2 separate regions of the Homo sapiens genome follow, and region 2 is linked to region 1. The links are chromatin loops, found by intact Hi-C in ENCODE. Cell type or tissue: mucosa of descending colon. All regions are shown on one strand. Each heading gives the region's core, and the rest is flanking DNA. Links, peaks and the distances in the headings are about the cores only. Region 1 overlaps TLE4 (TLE family member 4, transcriptional corepressor). Region 2 overlaps TLE4 (TLE family member 4, transcriptional corepressor).

What was found. Peaks named below come from ENCODE experiments on the same cell type or tissue, not always from the same donor. Only the 100,000 strongest peaks of a DNase experiment are listed, where the experiment ranks them.
Region 2: it touches region 1 in a loop (2.4-fold over the local background); 25 of 110 quality-filtered maps call a loop at or near these places.

Annotation. Positions count from the first base shown.
Region 1 is chr9:79,688,525-79,699,464 of GRCh38, forward strand. All of the region lies in intron 8 of TLE4 (TLE family member 4, transcriptional corepressor), which reads left to right. Among named protein-coding and RNA genes, the nearest start is that of TLE4, 120 kb to the left of the region's middle. In mucosa of descending colon, for the core only: no CTCF peak of the experiment used is centred there; no DNase peak of the experiment used is centred there.
Region 2 is chr9:79,577,416-79,588,355 of GRCh38, forward strand. All of the region lies in intron 4 of TLE4 (TLE family member 4, transcriptional corepressor), which reads left to right. Among named protein-coding and RNA genes, the nearest start is that of TLE4, 11 kb to the left of the region's middle. RefSeq lists a silencer at 6,556-6,655. In mucosa of descending colon, for the core only: no CTCF peak of the experiment used is centred there; a DNase peak (open chromatin) is centred at 6,646.

The DNA of each region.
Region 1 (10,940 bases), core at 1,902-9,901:
TTTAAGCTTGTAAATAGAAGTGCTGAGCATGCATAAATGTGTTTTAAGAAATTATTTCTTTATTACTGTTTAGCTGAACTGATGGTGACACTAAACACTGAGGCTTTGATGTTTATACGATATTCTTCCCCACTAATTAACTGCACTAATGAAGTTAATTGTGGGGAAGAATGCCGTATAAAACATCAAAGCCTCGATGTTTAATCACAACTTAAAAAGAAGTTTTATACTCTTCAATTGCCAAATACATTCCAATTAGCTGAAGGAAGGTCAAAAATTCTGTTTTCTTCCATCTCATCTTCAGAGCTTTTCTGGTTGACCATTGGTTACTTGAGCTGCCTGAGTGTTAATCTAGACAAGCTGACAGTGGCATGTGGAGGACAACATATCTTCCCCCAAGCTATAAGCCAGCATAACTGAGAGACTCAGTTTCTGCAAAAGGCAGTGATGACCTCTTCTGTAATGTGTTGATGAAAAATGAATGAACTCACAGAGTAATGCATTTCTCTACCCTCTAATTTTATTATTAGCTTGACCCACTACTCCATTTTCCTATATGTTTCCATATGTTGCTCTTATAAGCCACTTCTCTAATTTCTGATAGGCATATTTCCTTGATGAATTCAGACTGCAAAACCAAGGAAATGTGTATGTGTGTGTGTGGGTATGTTTAAAGGCATAGGGCGTATGTAAGTGGAGGCTTTGCAAAGTTGATAAGAATTCTTAAATGACCAGTAGTAGAACAAGAACTCCTTCTCAGGTCAATTTCCCTGTGGTGTGTGTTACATCAATTTTTATTGTTGTTTTTTTTTTTTCTTAATCAGGCAGGGTTTACAATAGCAATAATGTAATTCAAATAAGCAATTATTGTAATTGACCTTGGCGATGAGTATCCTTGGCTTTTACCACAGTTTGCTTAATACCTGAGGATGGGCAATTATCTCATAATGCCCACTTTATTGAGATTATTGTTTTAATTATGGCACTCAAAATACATCACTTTGTCAGCATTGTAGAGTCAAGCATGGAAGCACTGCATTCAGTATTCAGAAGTGCGTAAAGAGCATCTTGCCTCATCTTATGACATGGTTATGATTGCGTTTTTTCTCTCTCCCAACTGTGGTTTTGAAATGTAGTTCATCCTGACGTGACTGGCTTATAGGGAGAGAAAGTCTGGGATTTGTTGCTGAGCTAATTGTGCTCTCAGAAAGGATGAAGGTGACTTGTGCTGATAGGTAAGCAGGTCTAGTTGATTAGGAGTGGTAATTGATAGCAATCACAGTGGCTTGTTGATTATCTGAATATGCCTTAGGTCAGAGGTTGTCAACTTTAGAATCACCTGGGAGCTTTTAAGATTGCCTGTATCCAGGCCACTTACTTAAGCCTACCCTCTCTGGACAGCGTCTGATTTAATTGTTCTGGGGTGGGTTCCAGATGGGGCTTTTTGAAAGCTCCACAGGTGATTCTTATCCCCTGACAGACCTTAGAACCACTGCCCGGTCCTTTGAATTATTTACTCCTTGCTGATTTGTCTCATTCCAACCATGACCCCATCCCAGATTTTAAGACTCCTTTTGGGGGTCCTTGTTGCTCTATACCTTACTCTTCCTCTCTTTCTTTCCAGACTTAGCCTAAGCCTAGCCACCTCACATGCACATGCTTGAAATAGCCTCAGTGCAGATTTGGGTCCTAGTAATGCTAATTCTTCCCAAGCAGTTCCAGGTCTACCCCTCCCATAGGAAGTGTCAGTGGGTAAATTTCACCTCTTCATAAACGTGAAGTGTCATTTCTTACTAATGCCTCATTATGCTCTTACAATTCAGTTTTCTCTTGGTCACATAAATATGGCTTAACCTTTATCTAAGTTTTTTGAGTAAGGATCAGAATTTATTCTTTAACATCTGTCTTAAGTACTGGGTACCACTTTGTGGAAATTTAATTCTGGTTGATTAGATCAGTAGTTATGAAGTTCCTAGTTGTTTCTCACCTTCTTTGATAAACCTGGAGGATACTGTTCACACGCATCTTGCAGTCCCTTGATTCCCTAAGGATAGGAATATTCTTTTAGGTTACCTAAGACTCCTGCTTCTTTTTTTTTTTCTTTTTTCAAATTTTTAGACGGGATCTCACTCTCACTCAGGCTGGAGTGCAGTGGCACCATCTCTGCTCACTGCAGCCTCCCAGGCTCGAGATCTTCCCACTTTAACCTTCCCACAAGGTAGTTGGGACTATAGGAATGTGCCACCACTCCTGGCTTTTTTTTTTTTTTTTTTTTTTTTTTTTGTATTTTCTGTAGAGACAGGGTTTCGCCATGCTGCCCAGTCTGGTCTCGAACTCTTGGACTCAAGCAGTCTGCCTGCCTCAGCCTCCCGAAGCAATGAGATTACAGGCATGAGCCACCATGCCTGGTGATTCCTGCCATTTTTACACTAAGAACCTGTATCTTATTGCAAATGCATGAAGATGGCATCATTATATTGACAAACTTGATTCCATTCTAATTTTGTATTCACATAGGAACACACATTTGTGTGAAGTGAGTCACTCATTTATATCCTAATGTCTCAGATTCATCCTCTTCCCCCTTCCCCAGTAGCCCTCCAGTCTAAACCACCAGCATTTCCCTCTGGACCACAGCAACAGCTCCTTACTGGCCCCCCATTTCTCCTCCAAGGCTCTGTTACCTGCCAGATCCACTTTAGCCCACACCAACAGCATGAGTAAAGTAGGGGCACCAAAAGTGGTAAAAACTCAGCTTTGATGATCTGATTCAGAATTTTGAAACCAGAATTCTACTATTTAATGTTAGCATACACAGAAGGTTTATATTGTACACTTAGTGTTGTTTTTAATTGCAAAGGATGGAGGTAGGCAGTGTAATCTTTTCTGTTCTTATGGGCTTTAAAAATTCTTACTGTGATTCGAGCCTCCTCTCTGAATGATTTTTAGGATATGTGTGTCATCTCAACAGTCCCCTTCAGTGGCCCTTAGAATAAAACACACACCTCACCGTGTGCTGGGCCTGCACACTGTGGACCCCCTTTCTCCCAGCATCACCCCTCTGTGCTCTCCCACCTGCTCCCTCCACGTCAGCACCCAGTCCTCCTGTGTGCTCCAGTGCCATTGCCAGCTTTCCGCTTCTTCAGAGCTATGCATGTGTTATTCCCTCTTTCTAGAACAGTCTTCTGGCTGTCAGGAGGTTTGGCTCCAGCTTTTGCTTCAGGTGTCAGCCAGAATGTCATCTTTTTGCAGAAGCGTTTCCTGACCACCTGGCTGCTAGTTATTCTCAGTCTCAGCATCTTATGTTCTTTGTAACACATTGCCATTCGCATTTATTTTATTTTTTATTAATGTTATTAGCAGCTTGTTTTACTTGATTTTTAATGTCCCTTAACTAGAACCAGTGCTCTGTGAGAACAAGGTCCCCATTCGCCCTCTTAATTGTATTTCTAGTGCCTTAGGGCCCAGCAGAATGCCTGGCAAATAGTGGGGACTCAATATAATAACCCTCCTGCTTTGTTATTGATAAGGGATTATGTGTCTGCATGCCCCCCTCCCCCATGTTAGTTTTGAGGCCCCACTCACTTTAGAGCACTTTAGAATTATTTGTCAAATTCCAGTGAAGTTGAGGATGCAAACCTAGTCTTCACTTAGCATTGTAACTCAAGGTTGCCCTAGAAGGCACATTTGACATGAATTCTGCAAGTTGGAGGAAGAGCGCGACTTCTGAAGAGAACACCAATCCAGGAGGGCAGGAAGATACCCAGACTTTGGAATGTGCTGTCTGAAATTTTGACTGTGGAGAAGTGGAGTGGCTTTTCCCCAGGGTCCTGAGGCTTGAAAAAGTGTCCATTACCCTCTTTCAAAGGCTTAGAGGAGACATTCACAGCAGCTCTCCAGGCCTCCTGCTACCCAGATTGGTTTGCTGGCAGAGACTTGGCCATTGCCTTTTAGGACAGATCCCAGAAACAATCATGAAAGGAAGGGCGGTATGCCTCCACTTCATGTAGTTATCTCGTTTAATTGTCATGACTATCTTAGTTTGTTCGGGGTGCTATGATAAACTACCATAAACTGGGTAGCTTAAGTAGAAATTTATTTCTCACAGTTCTGGGGGCTGGGAAGTCTAAAAACAAGGTGCCTCTATTAGATGCTTGATGAGTGCCTGATTCATAGATGATGCCTTCTTGCTGTCCTTACATGGTGAAAGGGGCAGAGGAGCTTCTCTAGGCCTATTTTATAAGGGTGCTAATCTTATTTCTGAGGCTCTACCCTCCTGACCCAATCACTTCTTAAAGGCACAGCCTCCAAATACCATCACCTCAGGGGTTAGGTTTCACCATATGACTTTTGATGGGACACAGACATTCAGACTATAGCAGTGACAATCCTGTAGGCGAAATATCCTTATCTCCGTTTTATAGGTATGACAAAGCCCCAAGGGGTTAACTTGCTAGGAGTCACACAGTTGATAAATGTTGGAGCTGAGGATTGAAACCTCATGAGTGCATGTGTATTCCCTTCCCTTCCCTTTAGACTCTACTCTCTAATCTCAGTGCTGGCTATAAAGCTGGTGCCTTTTTCACTGTTGTGTTTCCAGTGTCTAAAACATTACCAACACAGAATAGCTATTCAACTTATGTCACGGGATTCTTCTGGTATTACAACGTGAATCTCTGCTTGTGAAGTCGTTGTTATTCTTCAGATAGAGGAATAAAGACTCATTTTTCCATCTGCCTGCTAGCATTGAAAACCCTTAGGCAGAATCTCCCCCACCCAACCTCTGTGGTCTAGCTGGCCCTGTCAAGCCTGCTAATAACCTCTCCAGTCTACTCTCTATTCTCAGTGGAGGAAGGTCAGTGGGTATCTGTTTTAGAAATGTTGTCAGTGGCTCAAATGTCTGTGACATGCCATTTGTTTAATCCCATGCTCCTGGATACTTGCTTGTACGCATTAGGTTGTGGGATCTTCTGCGTTTCAATTACTATACCCTGGAAGTTTATAAACCATAAGACTTACCAGATAGCAGACTGTTGGCTGTGTTAGCAGAGAGCTGTCCTGCGGTGGGACATGCATGCACACATGCCACACGTGTGCATGCATGGAAAGAGAGAGACAAACTCAACCACAAAAGTTGTACCTCTGCTTTGAGTTATTTTAATCTTCCTTCATTTGTTCAGCAAACACTTATGAATTGTCCTTGCATTAAAAAGTGCATCATGTCCTTCGAACCATATTTAGTATTAAATAGCAAAAGCGCATCACTGAGCTAGCATTCTTTTTAATAAAATAGTGATTGATCAAATGGCATTCACCTCATTTCTCTGTGTGGTGAGTGAGAGTATTTTCTTGCAGTCCATTTTCAGCATGCTGCTATTACTGCACCACTTAGCTTGATGCCAAATTGCAGTTGGCTCCATTCATTTCTGTTTACTGAGTAGCGCTGTAGTGATTAAATGTCACTGGGTACACCAAGTATACAAAAGTAATTAACCTAAAAGGACATGTTAGAATAAGGGTCAACAACCTCTTTAGCCCACAGTGCCACCAGCAAGACAGAGTATTGACAGAGGTATTGCTGGCAGGGCAAGGGCGGAGGGGGGAGTGTGGAGAACGGAAAAGAGAGAAGCGAATGGAAGGAGAAAGAGGGAGAGGGAAAGGTCAGAGAAACAGGAGCGATAGACCAGGACTCACAATTGTCTGAAATGGCAAGTAGAATGGAGCTAAGATATTTTTCATCAGTCCTTTATAATTTAGTTCTCTGACCTGTGATCTTTTGCTGGGGGAGGGTGAGAGATTAGATCATAACTGGACTTACCTTTCAACATTTTAGCACTGGTTAGTGGAGTGCTCTTGTCTGGTTAGACCAGAGTAATTTTGGCACATGCTTGGTGAATCAACCTGTTCTTCCAGTGTTTTTTGTTTCCTCAAAGTCTCCTGCATCTTAGATCTTGTTGTCATGTGAAAGCTCGAAATCGTTTCTGTAGAATGAACTGAAATTGTATCTCTTAAGTATCTATGTCTCATTTATTTTCATTCCTCAGCATACTGAAGTTACTATCAGTCACAACTGATACTAATAATGCTTTATGTTGCTTTACATAATAAAAATTTACGTAAAGCACCAGGTAGTCATCTATGACTTAAATATCAACCAATGTAAACATCTTCCTTAAAAAACAAGTATTATATCTGTCTGCCTTATATTTGGCTTTTTCTTTCATCATCTGTGTGTGGTGACTTACTAACCAGAAAAAAAAAAAAGCAGGGGGGAGGACTAAGGATGTTTTTCCTTTTACCACATACCTCCTTGGGGGATAAACATTTCAAGGAGCTCCCCAGGGTCACTATTCTCTAAATGAGCAGCACAGAAAAACTGCTGATGCGTGCATTCTTCCCTGGGTCTGTCAGGCAGGATTCCTTTAAATCCTGTCTTTTCAGTGGTCAGACTTAAGTAAGATTTGTTTCCCTGTGGTCACAGACAGCTGAGGAGTGTGTGATGAGAGACAAGGAAAGGGATAACCTGTTGAAAACTTTCCCTCTTATAGGAAAGATTAATTTCTATTACAATTTTTAAAAAGGTGGCCTTCATACATTTATCCAACAATGAATATTCATTGCATGCCCACCCAGTGGCCAGGACTGGGCACTGACCTTGGGGGAGGGGCCTGCATCCTTGATTGGTGAGGAGAGCAGCAGTGAAAAGGCACCAGCTTTAACTGTCTTTTCAACATAGTTCTGAAAATTATCTTGTCACCCTATTACTTTCAAAATTACTATTTTTGAAGGCTGCCTCCCTCCTTTGGTGTGCCTACAAATGCATATCTCACACACACACACACACACACACACCACTGTTCTTGTATTACAGGCATTATATTAAGCACTGAGGATGCAAAGAAATAAGACACAATAGTGCATGACCTTTAGGAATGCATAATCTCCTATCTTAATATAATGAACATAATATGGTAACATGAAGCATACATGAGCAGAACCAAGTTTTGTGCCCATTCATTTGTTCAGCAGCTGTCAATTAAAACACCGAAGTACTGGATTTTCGTGGTGATCCAAACGGGCGTGGTCCTTGCCTTCATGGAGCTTCTAGTCAAGTAGATGAGATAAATAATCAAAAGAGTAGCCACAGCCACAGTGCTGGGAAGGAAGCACACAAGGGAGTGTGTTAGAGATCGGCTGGAGGGAGCTCCTTGGATAGCATTACAGATAAGACCTTTCTGAAGATGTGACATTTAAGCTGAAACATAAAAGATGAAAAGATGCTAGCCACTCAGGCTGGGAAAGAGAGTTCTTGGCAGAAGTCTGCACAGAGGCTCTGAAGGATGAAAACGTTTGGGTTGTCTGATGCTCTGAGAAGGAAATTTTCAGATCAGATTGGAGAAGGTGGGCAGGAGCTAGATGACACCTGCTACTTATATCAAGTGTGAGATGTTTGTCTTATTGGGTGTTGATTTCTGTTGTGACTCTGAGAACTTTTAGACCTGTGTTGTCTGACATGGTAACCACAAGCCACATGTGGCTTTTCAGCAGCAGCAATGTGGCCAGTCCAAATTGAGGTGTACTGTTGTCAGTATAAAATGCACATCAGATTTTGAACAGTTAGTACTAAAAAAAATGTAAAATGTCACATAATTTTCATATTAATATGTGTATTGACATGGTATTTTTTGAAGTATTGGATTAAATAGATGACCACAGTTAATTTTACTGTTATACATTTAAAAAAATCTGACTATCCGAAAAGTGTAAAATACATAGGTGGTTCACATTATATTTCTGTCTGTCAGCGCCATTCTAAAGAATAACTTTAATATTTTAATGAAGGCCCTTAAGACCAATCAGTTAAGCGATAATTGAAAACTGTTTAGCCCTTTTGTGGTGATATGAAGAAGACCAGAGTTCCTGATTAGCGACCTTAAAACTTATTAGGCAGCCTTCCTTTAAATTGATATATTGTCATTTCTTTCTTTGTTCCTGTTGTATTACCCTCAGACATTGTATAGAGTATATTTGCATACAGAATACATAAGAATATATATGAGAATCTGTGGAGTTAACACTCTTTGGAAAAAAAAGTTTAGCCTTTCAAATAGATTAAAGCAGTTTACTGGAAAAAAAAAATAGCAACATGAAAAGACTTTCTTTTCTAATAAATGTTAATAGTTACTAAAATGAAGATTCTGGTCCATTAAGATACAGCTTGCCAAGTCCTAAAGCTTAGTAACTTATTTCTCTGAGCTGTTACCCTACTTCAGCTTTGTCAAAGCAGCTGTTATGCTTGTGTTGATATTTTCATTCAAAAACAGAGCACAGTGCAGGGATAGGTATAAAGCCAGTGCACCTTCCGTGAACATCCAGGAAAGAGATTTTTGCCAACCCTCTCCACTTTTGTTTTTAGGGCAGTCAAACTCATGTACCACATGAGATTTGCCAGTGAGACTTAGTAACATTGGTTATAAAGCAGTAGGTGAATGAGTGGTTTATGATATGTTTTACAGGTCATATACTGAAAAAAATAATTCCAGAAGAAAGTGGCCAGTGCATGTAACTGTAATTTACAGAGTTAGCATACAAGATTTATAGAATTTGTATTAAGGAGAGCGAGAATTCTTGCTGGAGAACAAATGGACACAGAAATGTTAGACTTTGCAAACTTTGAGGAGGTCCATTGGATTGAAAAGTGCGAAATGACTTTGGGGTGATAGGTAGTTTAAACGATGAACACAATACAAAGTTGTATGCAGTTGGCAATTTTTATTACAATTTCTGTTAGACTGTTAATACCATGCCATCTCTAATGATCAGGAGAGGGATTACTTGATTAATTCAGCTTGTACTTTGGATTCTTCTCTCCATCAGTGGTGAGGGGTTGTACTTGTTCCAACTCATTCATCTACTTTCTTCCTTGTGTGGCCCAACACTTGCACCACATGCAGACTAGCTTTCAAGAGAGGGCAACTAAGCTCCCTACATAAGAATCAACCCTGTGTCTTTGGCATCAAAGCATCATGTCCCAGCAGCTCAGTTTGTCAGCTAAAGTAACTGTGTTCAATGAAATTTCTGGGGTGGAGCCAATAGCTTTATTCCAGGAAGAGGAAGCAACAGTGAAGAAACCCCCGAGAGGACATTAAGATAATGTTCTAATTTAAAATCAATTTTATTGATATCTTATAAATTATTAGAGCGTTTTATACTGACCAAGCAATACATAATGCTGAGGCCATGAAAACAGAACATGAATGAATTAATATTGAAGTGCTGTATTTTCTACTACACATGAAGAAAAAAATATGTAATACTTTTGTATCCTAAGTATTTTGACTCAAGGAGCCCTACTGAAAAACAAGGTGTATATTTCATTCTTCAAGGTGTGTATTAATATTTTATTCAAGACATTTCATGTGTTTCTGTACTTAGTGGGTTAAATACTTGTTGAATGAGTCCATAAGCAGACAAAAAATATGCGGTTGTTTCCACATTTGCCAAAAGGGAATAGCTGTCTATGGGGGCTTACTAGTACTAGATGCTAGGTTGAATTCTTCTTTATCCTTATGGCAACTTACAAGGAAGTGCTGCTAACACCCTCGTCTTACCTACTGGAGAAATGGAAGCTTAAAGAGGTTCATGAATTTTCCCAAGGTCACATAGCAAGTGTTACAGCCTGGTCTTGAACCCAAGGCTGTCTGACTTTTATACCTGTAGCATAACCATTGTAGACACTGCCTCTCTTCTGTTATTCTTCTGACTGTTGGTTCCTCTGGTTTGATAATATTTTGATTACCTGCAAAAGAAATTTACCTTGATCCAGGTTTCTCTTACCAGTAGAGAAGCAGAGACAAAAACAATAGAACATTTTAAAGAATATATTGTTCATGAAATGTTACAGAAGGTGAAACATTTGTTAAGAATAGATTCATTACTTTATATGGAGATTATATTAAATCTTCTTTTAACAAGGGCAGGGCTTTAGAAAGTCCCAGTCATTTTTGAAGGTGAGTTTTGATTTATGTTAATTTGAAAAAAGCAAGTTCTGTGAGAGTTTTATACAGATTGTGCTTTTAATGACTTCCTTAATCAAGCAGGTTATAAAAAAGAAAAACCTCTTACTGTGATGAGCAGTAAACTGACACCAGTGACTGGCTCAGTCAGAGCTCTACTATATTCAAGTTTTTTACCACCAGCATGCTATAAATTTTAAGTTCATTTACATAAATTTACATGTGTTATGTGTTAGTATGTGAGACTTGTGCATTTTGACCAAGTAATTTTCATTTTAAAGGTTTTATATTTACTTTTTTCCAATTGAGGATTATTTCTTATATATATATACATATATATATATATATGTATATCCTGGTGGTTTCCCTGTAAATGAGATAATAATATGTTAAAATGTTTTATCAGTTATAAAGAGCTCAATGAATGGGAAAATAAACATTTTGTGTAATTCTGTACAATAAAATCCAAGCAGAACTAGCTGGGTTATGGTACAACAGTAGTTTGATGTACGTAGGTTTATTCAGGATATTACTTTCCAAACTTACTCAAAGTAGTTCCAAAAAAACAGAAATACAGTGCTTTGTGGTCTGGTGAACATGATCAACTCTTTGGATGATTCATGACTATAGAGTCACCAGTGTTCATTTTTATTTTTGACATGGGTCTTTTGCTTTTCTAAGGGGTTGCAGAGGAAAATATGATTGAGGACTTTGGTTATGGCATCAGTAAAGGATCTACAGGGGCCTTCTTCAGCTTTCTGTCTTCTGTGCCTCCACCCCTGTCCCCATCACCAAAAACAAACTCAACTTGAATCGTCCCTGACTCTGATTAATGTTTGAGAATTCCTATAGTGACTGAACTATAGTTAAGAGTAACTATAATTTATCGTCTAAACTTGGCCATTTTTGAGAGTGAAGGGAAGT
Region 2 (10,940 bases), core at 1,877-9,876, 110 kb before region 1:
TATGCTATTTGGTTATGTCAATATTAGCATTATAGTATAGTTTGAATGGCCTGTTGAAATTAAATTCTTATTTTGGCATCTTTGTCATTTCTGTTTAGATTAGTAATGTAAATATCTTCTGCTTAAACAAAATCTGTTCAATCTTGTGGATGGACTTCTCTTAGTTCTACCTTACAGGAATAAATTACATGAGAGATATTGTTTGTTAATTATCCCATTACATTTCCTTTGAGGTCTGGATCTTGTGTATGTCTCTTTTTTTGTCTGCACCCCACTCCCCAAAATTAATTAGTGTCTTTTTAAAGATTGGACCAGATGATTAATTTAGTCCCTTTATTTCTCCTTCTGTATCTTGTTTACCCTAACCACTTAGTTTCCAGGTCTCCTTGTACCATCTACATTTCTAAGAGGCACATAGCTTGTATTTGGCTGTATGTATTTCTTTTTCGAGGGGGTATGTGAAATCCCTTAATTTTACACATTTTATACTGCTATAATTCTGTCATCTTCTTGTCCAGCTAGCCTCAAATGCCATCCATTTAAAATTGAGAACAGTACATTTTCCCTTTTTTTCGTTTCCTTTTAAATTCAATCATATCAAGAATCCTGAGGGCAGTTTATCACATTATGAAATACAGACAGCCCTGCAAACCACCTACTTATTATATTTTCTTTCTTTCTCCCCCTTAAGCATAGAGGCATATCTGTCTTTATTTGTTTTCCTAGGCAGACAGCCTTAGTTCCTCTTAGCCTCTCTTCCAGATGTACTCGCTGGATACCCTTGTAATGGAAAGCAGCAATAATGCAGGGAAGTTGCCCTGCGGCATAATTGGGCCTAGTTCTCAAGATCGGGTTAGGTTTATTCACTTATTAGATTTGTGTCTCGAAGGGTTCAACAGTAGGAGTCCCGGGAGCCCTTGGAAGTACCCTAGTAATTGGTGGCCCTGATATTTGAAACCTTTGTGTATTTTTTGGTTAACGTTCCTGTTCTTCTTGGCTGCTGCTAGCCACAGAATATTTATTTTTAGAGAAATTTTTCATTGGAACAGAAAATGGTGGTTGTGATGCAGTCATGGCTCTGTGACTTAGCAAACTGATAAAAAGATAAAAGTATGAAGCAAAGACAAACAGGGTGGAGGTCGGTGTTCTCCCTCCTACCCTTTCTATGTGGTGCTCATCATCAGTCCCCCTGTGTTGATTCTGATAGAGAACTATAAAATGAAACCTATGGGGAATTTGTCATTCTGAAATGAAAGCTAATGTAATTAGTACCAATTAAAGTACATTTAGTAAATTGGATTTAATCTTAATTAAGCCTGCATAATGTTGCCAATTTTTAACAATTATGTTTGAGAACATAATTAATTTAAATTTTGGTAACTGAGTAAATAGCATTAGTCTGGTAGAATTAGTGGATTTTTTTTTTTTTTAAAGGGGAACTTGGTGATATGACGTGGAATTGGAACATAAAATATGAATCTAAATTTCTGGTAATCTTTAGGATTGATAGAGCTAAGCAGATGAAGCAAAAAAAAAAAAAAGGATGAAGTATTCTAGGCTATAATGGGAATTAATGCTGTGCCATTGTCTCAAGTTCTAGCATAAAAGTGAAGATGACAAATAGGACATGGTTAGAAATGGCACATGTTTTAGTGTGACGTCTTCAAAATGGAATTTTTAAAAATGAAAGAACATAGGCCCTTATTCCCTAAGGATTTCCCTAAGTGTATGGTTTTTGTTTTTTGTTTTGTATGAGACAGCTGACCCAGGGTTTAGTTGTTAAGTTTTTTTGCTGATTGTTCTTCTTTGTAAATACAGTGTGGCTTCTAAATGGGTTGGTGGCTTCTAAATGGCACAGTGGGGTGATGCATGGAGTTGATAGCATTACTAAATGCTGCTTCTTCCCATCTTTCACCTGTAATGCTGTCATTAAAGAAGTCCTCACTGATGGACTCTGACAGCAGTGGTTACCATTCTAAAAAGTGAGTATTGGATATAGATTAGGAACAGTAGGTATGTGAATTCAACCTATAGGAACTATATGGAGATGAACATACCATCTTTTGAAAAGGGGAGCATGAGAACATCTATGACTTCCTTATAGTTAGTATTCTACAATGTGAAAGCTTCTTCATTTGAATTTTAGTAATCATCAGGAAATTTTAGAAATCTAAAACGCATAGAATCTGAAAGTAAGTACTGCACATTTATGTATGTTTTATGTGTGTATTTTTATATGTGTGTGTATTTGTGTGTGTGTGTGTGTATATATATATGTATATTTAATCAAAGCAAGAAAACTCCTGTTTCACTTAAAGCCATGTAAATTTTATTACGAGACTTGGGCCACAACCATTTGAGTGCTGCTAAAATATTAATTGAATAGAAATGAAAGGGCCTTGCCAACTGATAGGATATCATAATCATAGCCTCTTTGGTCGATGGTAAATGATGATAAATGACATTAGGAACCTTTTAGCAAACTGTAATAACTACAAGGAGGGAAGCAGTATGGATTTGCATTGTATCTGATACCCTCTAGTACCAAGTGGATTGCCAATACTGCTTGTTTAGCATTTTCTAAGGGCAATAAGATATTGATTTCTGACTTACAAGGAACAGCTCTATTTTCACCATTGAAAAGTATTGCAGGTTGTTAAGAAGAAATTGACTTGAAGAGGCCGACTGCTGCCCATCATGGAGCAAATAAAGCAAAACTGCCGAAGCATGGTGGAGCAGCGAGACGGGCCCTCAGCAATTTGTTGCTATTAATTTACCATGCTCGACAGCAAATCAATCGGCATCTACTTCATCTGCTGGAGAAAATGCTGTCCAGGGCAGATAAAAGGCTCGGCATGGTACAGAGAATAGACTGGATTGGCCAAAAGCAGGCTGCAGTTAATGTGTAAATAAGTGAAATCAAGGCCACTGTTGCAGAGGAAGCTGTTGTTAATTAGGTTGGTGTTTTTTAGTGAACTATTTTAGAAAGCAGCTAGGATTTGGAGAGTAAGAAGAGATTTATTGAGATTGAAGTAATACATGACTGGCATGACATTCTAGCCTTGAGTGTACTTGAATCTAGGGTGCAGTAAATTTATTTGGGGACACTGCTTGCTATGAAGTTTGTTGAAAGTTCATTTTAGACCACATTTCCCTTATGATAACTTTTTTTTTCAACCTTGCCAGTTTTTTGCACATCTTCTGTCTTATTGTGTACTCTTAGATTTAGAAGAGTAGATGGAGGAGTAGGTGTTTTAGTATGGAGGCACAAATGTGTCTGTTATATTCTTACCCAGTGCCTTTTTTTTTTTCAGAGATAGGTATAATTGAACTCTTGTATAATAATGAGAGTGAACTATCATGGAAGATGGGGTGTTCTAGCTGAAAGTAACTAATAAATGAAGATTTTGCTGACAGAACTTTATCTTGCTTCAGAAATATTAGGAAATAACAATCTAGAGGGCCTGAATAGTGGGTAGATACTACTAGATTATAAAATCTTAAAGATGACAAGTGAAATTTTGATGTCTGCATAAACTTCAGATACAATTATAAGACTATGTGTGTGGGGGTGGGAAGGGTTCTTGTGTTTTTGGTTTTCATTAAGGTTTAAAGCCACCTTTTCTAATTTAAGATTATTTACACGCTGATAATATTCCACAATTAATGTTAACGGAGTGAAGGGTATTGGTGGTGTTTTTTCCCCTTTACCTCTCATTTGGGCATTTTAAAATAGGAGGCCAACTTCATTTACTCCTGTTTAGTAAATCTAAATGAGTGTAGGTTTTAAATTAGATTTTTTCCCAAAACCCTTCAGAAGGTCTAGTATTAGGGCAGTTGATAAGTAAGTGGAAGCACCTTGGGCAGGACCCAGTGACCTGTCCTTTTACTTATTACAGCACCTGCACGGGAAGCAGATCTGGAGGATGAAATTTAACCTGTTACAGTGTGTGTATGTTTTAGGGTGTGTGTTTTCCGAATACTGTGGGGAGTTCCCTTTTTCCTTCTCCCATGATGGATTCTTTTGTCTTTCTAGAGATACCATAGGAGGATATCTGGATTTTTCACCTAAGGCAGTGATTCTTGAGTGAAATTGGAATTTCCTTTCAATAGAAGTAAACATTTATTATATATCTGGCTTGCGCTTACCACTGGTCTGGGCACACTGCCAAAATTCTTATCGTTAGTTCTCATAATGATCCTAAGACAGGGATTATATCCAATCAAAAGTTGATTAAACAGGGTCAGCTCTGCACAAGGTGATACAGCTAATAGTTGGTGGATTCAGGACTTCAAATAAATTTATGTGGGAGGATATCTCCTGGGAGATGGGTTTGCTATGGGTTAGAGATTCAGGCCCCAGTTCATTCCTGAAATAGAGAGTCCCTGAACTTTAGGCTCATACGCAGAACCTCTTGAGTTGGGGGATTCTCTGCAACTGCCTAGAGTCCATGGATGGCTCAGCCTGCCCTCTGCTTGCAGACTGCTTTCAGTGGGTGAGAGGGTGAGGTTGCTTTCACTCGGAATCTCCCACATGTGGGCTAGGGAAGCTGCTTGCTTATCAAGATGGAATTTGCTTCCTCCCTAGGCAACCTATTTCTCATTTGTTTACAAACTTGTTCTTCTCTTTAACTTTTATCTTTTCCTGTGGCTTATGAGAGTGCCTACAGACAAGGGGCTGTTTGTTAATCACCATCTTGTGGGCTTTTGAAGGGGGAAGCTGGGAGGGGAAAATGTGATGTTTTGTAGCCTCTTTGTAGTTTAGAAAGAGGTTCGTCGATGCAGGAAATCACACAACTCAGTTTTAAATGAAGGCAGATGTTTTGCTTTTACTGTTAAAAGAATTTCTTTGCAGCATTCAAACAAAAGGATAGTTCCTTTTCACTGCCCCTTAATCCCTGCTGGATATTATTTATTTGTATTTATTATTTTGATGGGCAAAGTTCTTTGTATCTAGGTATATATCACTTTGATCTGTGTAGGAATGATGGACCGGACTAATGAGCTACATCTCTAGGTGCTGTTGCAGCACTGGTGAAGGAGACAATACAAGCACCAGCCCATTGTTCTTCACATTCTTCATTTAATCTTTGCTTTCCTAGAATACATCTTTTTTATTTCTTCTTTTTTTTCTTGTGTTATAAGATAGGTAGAGGAAACCAGTTGGGAATTAAATGTTTAAAAAATGCATTTATAAGTTATTTGTGTTTGTTTTTAATGTGGCTTTTTTTTTTTTTTTTTGCCTTTGATGTGATTCGATGGTTTGGTTTACCACTTCTGGACAGCAATAATGTATTTGGTGGCTAGAGAAAAGAGGGACAGGGATGTGAGTTCTAGAAGGCACTTTCTTGATCCCTCTACACACCCTCTTAAAATGACTCCAGCGTTCCAGCAATGGTGGTAGGTTCAGTGGTCCTATACTAGCTAAGTTATTACCAGTTTTGTAAGCTGGGCTGTTGGAGAGAAGCAGGGGGGCAGCACATTTACGCATGGGCAATGGAGTATTTACACTGATAATGACAGTTTGCAAGGCTTAGGACTTGTTCAAAGTAAGTATACTGCGAACAGTTTATGAAATTATTACTCTAAAGAGGAAGGGCCTCAGAAGTTTTAGTCAGAAGCAAGAGTTAGAGCTGTTTTGTCTTTGCCTTAGTAATAGCTCTCAGTGGTAGTTGTTTTCTATCTATGGAGAGGGATTTAGCTGGCATTCATCACCACAAATCTATATACCCTCTCTCTTTTCATTGGAACTTACCCAGCATTTATGCCAGGCTGTTGCTATTTCTATATCATTGACCCAAAACTTATCCCTGGAGAGCTGCACGTGTAACCCTTATTCCATCCAGGGGTGACACATGGGCAGGGTGTGGATTTTCTTAGCTGGTTCATCAAATAAGCAGAAGAGAAGTACTCTGGGATACCCCTTAGGTACTCTGTCCTCTGGTGAGTGGATCGCACTGTCATCTCTTTTGAGGATTTGCCCACACACATTTCAAGAATTGTATGGTGGAGGCAGCTTCTGCGTTTCACGGAATGAAAGGATAACTTCTCTCCCGGTGCGAGACAATACTCTATCCCCAACCTGGGCTGGCTGTGGTGTGCTTGGGACCTCTGCAGGGCCCTGTTGCTTGCAGCAACCTAGGCAAAGTGAGAGGTTGGGGAAGGAGGAGGGGGGATATTGGCTTTTTCATTTCTTAGCAGGCTTATTTAACTCATTATTATTATTATTATTATTGTAATTTGGGTTCTGTCCTTATTTTCGAACTATGTATTCTGTTTCTGAAGGTCTGTGGATGATTTTGGTTATTGAATTTGAAACTGCAAGAAAATATAACTGGAAAGAATAGTCATAGTAGAAATTATAAGCACTAGTACTCTGTAACACCCTTTCTTTACAGAGAGCTTAAGGCATTTTATATGTTCTCTTTAATGTTCCTTATGTTCTGTGAAGCAGGTAGCAAGCTTGGATCCATGTATTTATTTAAATAGCTTCTGTCAGTGGAGTACCCAACAGTTTGCCAAGCAGTGTCATTCTACTGGCCTCCTTTAATAGATAACACTGAGGCTTAAGGGCTTAAGAGACTAGCCCAGTGTCACAGTCAGGGAGGATCAGCACGGGGGTGGAGATACCAGAGTTCACGCAGGTCAGCGAATGCGCCTGAGGTTGCATAGTGAGAGTCACTGGCAGAAGAGGAAATAGTAGGTTTCTTGACTTCCCTTCCAGGGCTCCCTTCGCTGACCATGCTGTTTCCAAACAGCAAATAACATGCTTGTTTCTATGATGTGTTTGGCTTTCTGCAACATGAGGAGCATGGTGATGCTACTGGCAGTCCAAGAGTGTTACACCGTCATCTCTAGTGAGAGATCTGATCTGTGTTTGTGTTTGAGGACAGCTCCTCCCTCCCCTCCCTTCTACCCTCTCATTGCCTCTGCCCTGCCCAAAGGGAGTCTAGGATCAGCAATATTGAAATATAAAGCCAAGGTCCACTTTTAGAAAAGTGCTTGATAAAACTGGCTATCTGGCATTCCTGAACTGTACCATGCAAACACACTGTGTTAGATACTTACCTGTTTATTTCCTGTCTCTCTCTCGTGCTAGATTGTAAGCTCCATGAAAACAGGAGCTTTTATTGTTTACTGCTGTGTACCCGGTGTTGAGCCCTGTGCCTATCGCATAGTAGATGCTGGTGCGCAATAAAATATTTGGTGAATGAGAGAATAGCAGTTAGAGCTAGCCAAGAATATGTGTGATTTAATATTTTTAAGGGTATATTAGGTTGCAAGATAGATAACAAATACTGAATCTCAGGCATACTTAGGTCTGTGTTGTCTACTAGTTTGTGGAAAAGTGACACTTGGAAAGAGGAAGCAAAAGCAACCGAACTTGCTGTGCCTTTGAGGAACAAGTTAGTATAGCTAAAGTAGAATGTATGTATTTTAGTATGTTGAGTCTGCCTTTTTAAAGATGAAAACATGAATCATTCCAAACAGAATTTAAAATTCAGTTTGAACGTCACTGTATCACTAGTCAGTGTTTATCTGAATAATTCTTTTACTATTAATAGGTCTGTGTACCTGTGGTTTGAATGAATGTGGAGCAATATCGATCTTGACTATATTGTGTGTTTAGCTAACTTCCCTGCAAATCAGTAAAAAATGCAAGGTTTTAGTTCTTTTCAAGGGACAAGGAATTTTGAAAATGTCTTAATTTTTTTTATTAGTAGAGATAGTATAACGTTGTTGAAAGAATAGTAATCATAACAGTAAGCAATTTTAGATTGCTTATAGTGTCGATAATATTTCACTTATTCTTACAACAATCTTATGAGATTATAGTAGTAGTATTATTTCCATTTTACGTATGTTGGGGCTGAGACACAGAGAGCTTAAATAGCTTGCTTGAAATCAGCTAGCCGGTAAAATAGATCTTGGGTTTGACTCAAGGTCAGAACGCTGGTATGACAGATATTTCTGCCTTATTCCAGTTGATATGTTTGGAATACTCCACCATCAGCATACTTACTACCTTCCCCCAAATGCTTGACTGATTCCGGAGCCTCAGATTCTAGTTCTGGCCTTGCTAGTCACCAGCTTTGTGATATTGCTGAGTACCGTACCTTTAAGGGCCATGCTTTTCTCATCTTTAACTTAGGGCGTAAGTGAACGCCCAGATCTCTTTTAGCTCTTTTGGTTAAAATGACCATTTCAGTTTGGTTTGTTGCTGTGATCCAGTGAACAGAAATTGAATTTTTTTTTTTCAGTCTTAGAAAGTCTCTTTTAGCACTTATTTTCAGAATTTTTAAAATCCAAAGTTACCCAATGTGCCTAGGAGTAGAAATGTATATTTATATACTATTAATACTTTATTTTTTATAAGGTACTTTCTCATCCTTTTTTTTCATGTAAACCCCAATAATAAAGCATTCCCCCCGTCCTGTGGATGAACACAGTGAGACGCAGATGTTAGATGACAAAGTTCTTCACTTAATTAGTAGGTGGTTTACAATTCACTGATTCTCTTATGGCCAGCGTTCAGGCTAAAGTAATGTTGACACAGAAGTAGAGCAATTTTCATAAAACATGTAATATAAAAGTATATATAACATAAAATATATCAGTATGTCTTTAAAGTGATTAGTTTTTGTACTTTTCCTTTGGCATATATTAGAAAACTTAGGCTGGGCACGTGGCTTACGCCTGTAATCCCAGCACTTTGGGAGGCTGAGGTGGGTGGATCATGAGGTCAGGAGATCGAGACTGTCCTGGCCAATGTGGTGAAACGCTGTCTCTACTAAAAATTAACTGGGCGTGGTGGCGCATGACTGTAATCCCAGCTACTCGGGGGGCTGAGGCAGGAGAATCACTTGAACCAGGGAGTCAGAAGTTGCGGTGAGCCAAGATCGCGCCACTGCACTCCAGCCTGACGTCAGAGCAAGACTCTGTCACAAAAAAAAAAAAAGAAAAGAAAATTGTGTGACTTCTGAAATTGTATGAATTATAAAGTGATCCAATAATTTTCTTCCAAAGATGTGCAAAGGGACTATGTAGCAGTTTATTACCTGTTGTGTAATTAGCTCCGGGGGTTACTCTTCTAGAATCTAAGGTAGGTGTCAGTTTCTCTAGCTTGAGGTAAAGCGTGTCTGTAAACTGTGGCTTACAGTGAGCTTGACATCTCAAGTCCTCAGGACTTTCTTGCTTTGTCCCATCAAGGACCCTTTCCTTAGGGAAGATAAATTCATTGTAAATAAATGACTTAATCATAAGTAGAAGAAGGGAGAAATGTTTAATCTTGGCCTTTTGGAGTTTATAAATCAAAGACACAGTAGAGATCAAGTTCCTTCATTAAAGTGTAGTTCCAAAAAGGAAGAATGTGGTTTTGGTTTTAAAAAATTTTTTTATTTTTAATTTTTAAGAGTACATAGTAGGTGTATGTATTTATGGGGTAAATGAACTATTTTGATACCGGCATATAGCATATAATAATCACATTCGGGTAAATGGACTACCCATCAACTCAAGCATTTCCCTTTTTTTGTGTGGGTTAGAAACTTTCTAGTTATACTCTTTTAGTTACTTTTAAATGTACAATAAATTATTGTTGACTGTAGTCACTCTGTTATGCTATCAAACACTATACCTTATTCATTCTGACTATATTTTTGTTTACAGAAGAATATGTTTTGTTCACTGCTGGTACCACTAGCACCTAAAACAATGCCTGGAATATAGTAGAAGAAATGAATGAATGAATGATGGAACAGCTAAAGGAGTGGTTTAATTTTTTCATTTTATTGCATTTCATGTAGCATCACATATTCTGAGTATCAGCCACCTTTATATAAGCTGTCTTCGTTTCTGAGTGCTTAGGGAGGGCCTGGCTTTATGCTGAGCAAAAAAGGCCTAGATAGGCAATCAGAGAGTGGGAGTTCTTATCTCAGTCTGCTACAGGTCCTTGAGCTGCTGATTGGCATTTTTAAAATTTAGAATTGGATTCATACTTTGCCAGATGATTTATTTCTAAGATATCTTTCAACTCTTAACATCATATGATGTTTAAATGACCAGCTTAAAAATAAAATTCATCCCTACTTCCATTGCTCGGTACTATAGGCATGCCATTTTAGTAAGTTAAGTTTTAAGATAATTTTTATAAGAGGAAATACAGCCAGGTTTTTTTTTGTTTTTGTGTTTGTATTTTTGTAGAATCTCACTTTGAGCAATGTTAGGCTATTGTGTGGACAGCTAAAACAATCCTAATATTGCCAGTGTTTCACAACCTAGAACCATCTGCTGTGTTGCTTTTTTTGCAGTTGTAGCTGCATCTTCCTGGTCCTTCTATAGGCTAAGAGCACATCAGTAAGTACATATAGTTAACAGATTTTTCATATGTATATCTTGGGCAAGTGTTAGTGATAATAAGAGCAGTTAAAATTTATCGAGTGCCCACTGGATACCAGGTAAAGCACTAAATGCTTCAGATGTATTAATTTGTTTAATTTGTAATCTTTTGAGGAAGGGATCTGATTATCCTTATTGTGTATGAGGAAACTAAGGTAAAGAGAAGCTGAGAAATTTGCCCAGGGTTATATATAGCTGGTAGGTTACAGAGTAGGGGTGTCAAGGCCAGGCATTCTGGCTTGAGAACCTACATTCTGGTTTTGAACCACTGGCAATAAATGTCTCATAAGTGACTATGGTAAACTTCTTTGTTTATCCTTGCGTGTGTGTGTGTGTGTGTGTGTGTGTGTTTTGAGATAGAGTCTCGCCCTGTTGCCAGGCTGGAGTGCGGTGGCGTGATCTCGGCTCATTGTGATCTCCGCCTCCTGGGTTCAAGTGATTCTCCTGCCTGAGCCTCCTGAGTAGCTGGGATTACAGGCCCACACCACCACTCGCAGCTAACTTTTTTGTATTTTTAGTAGAGACGGGGTTTCACCATGTTG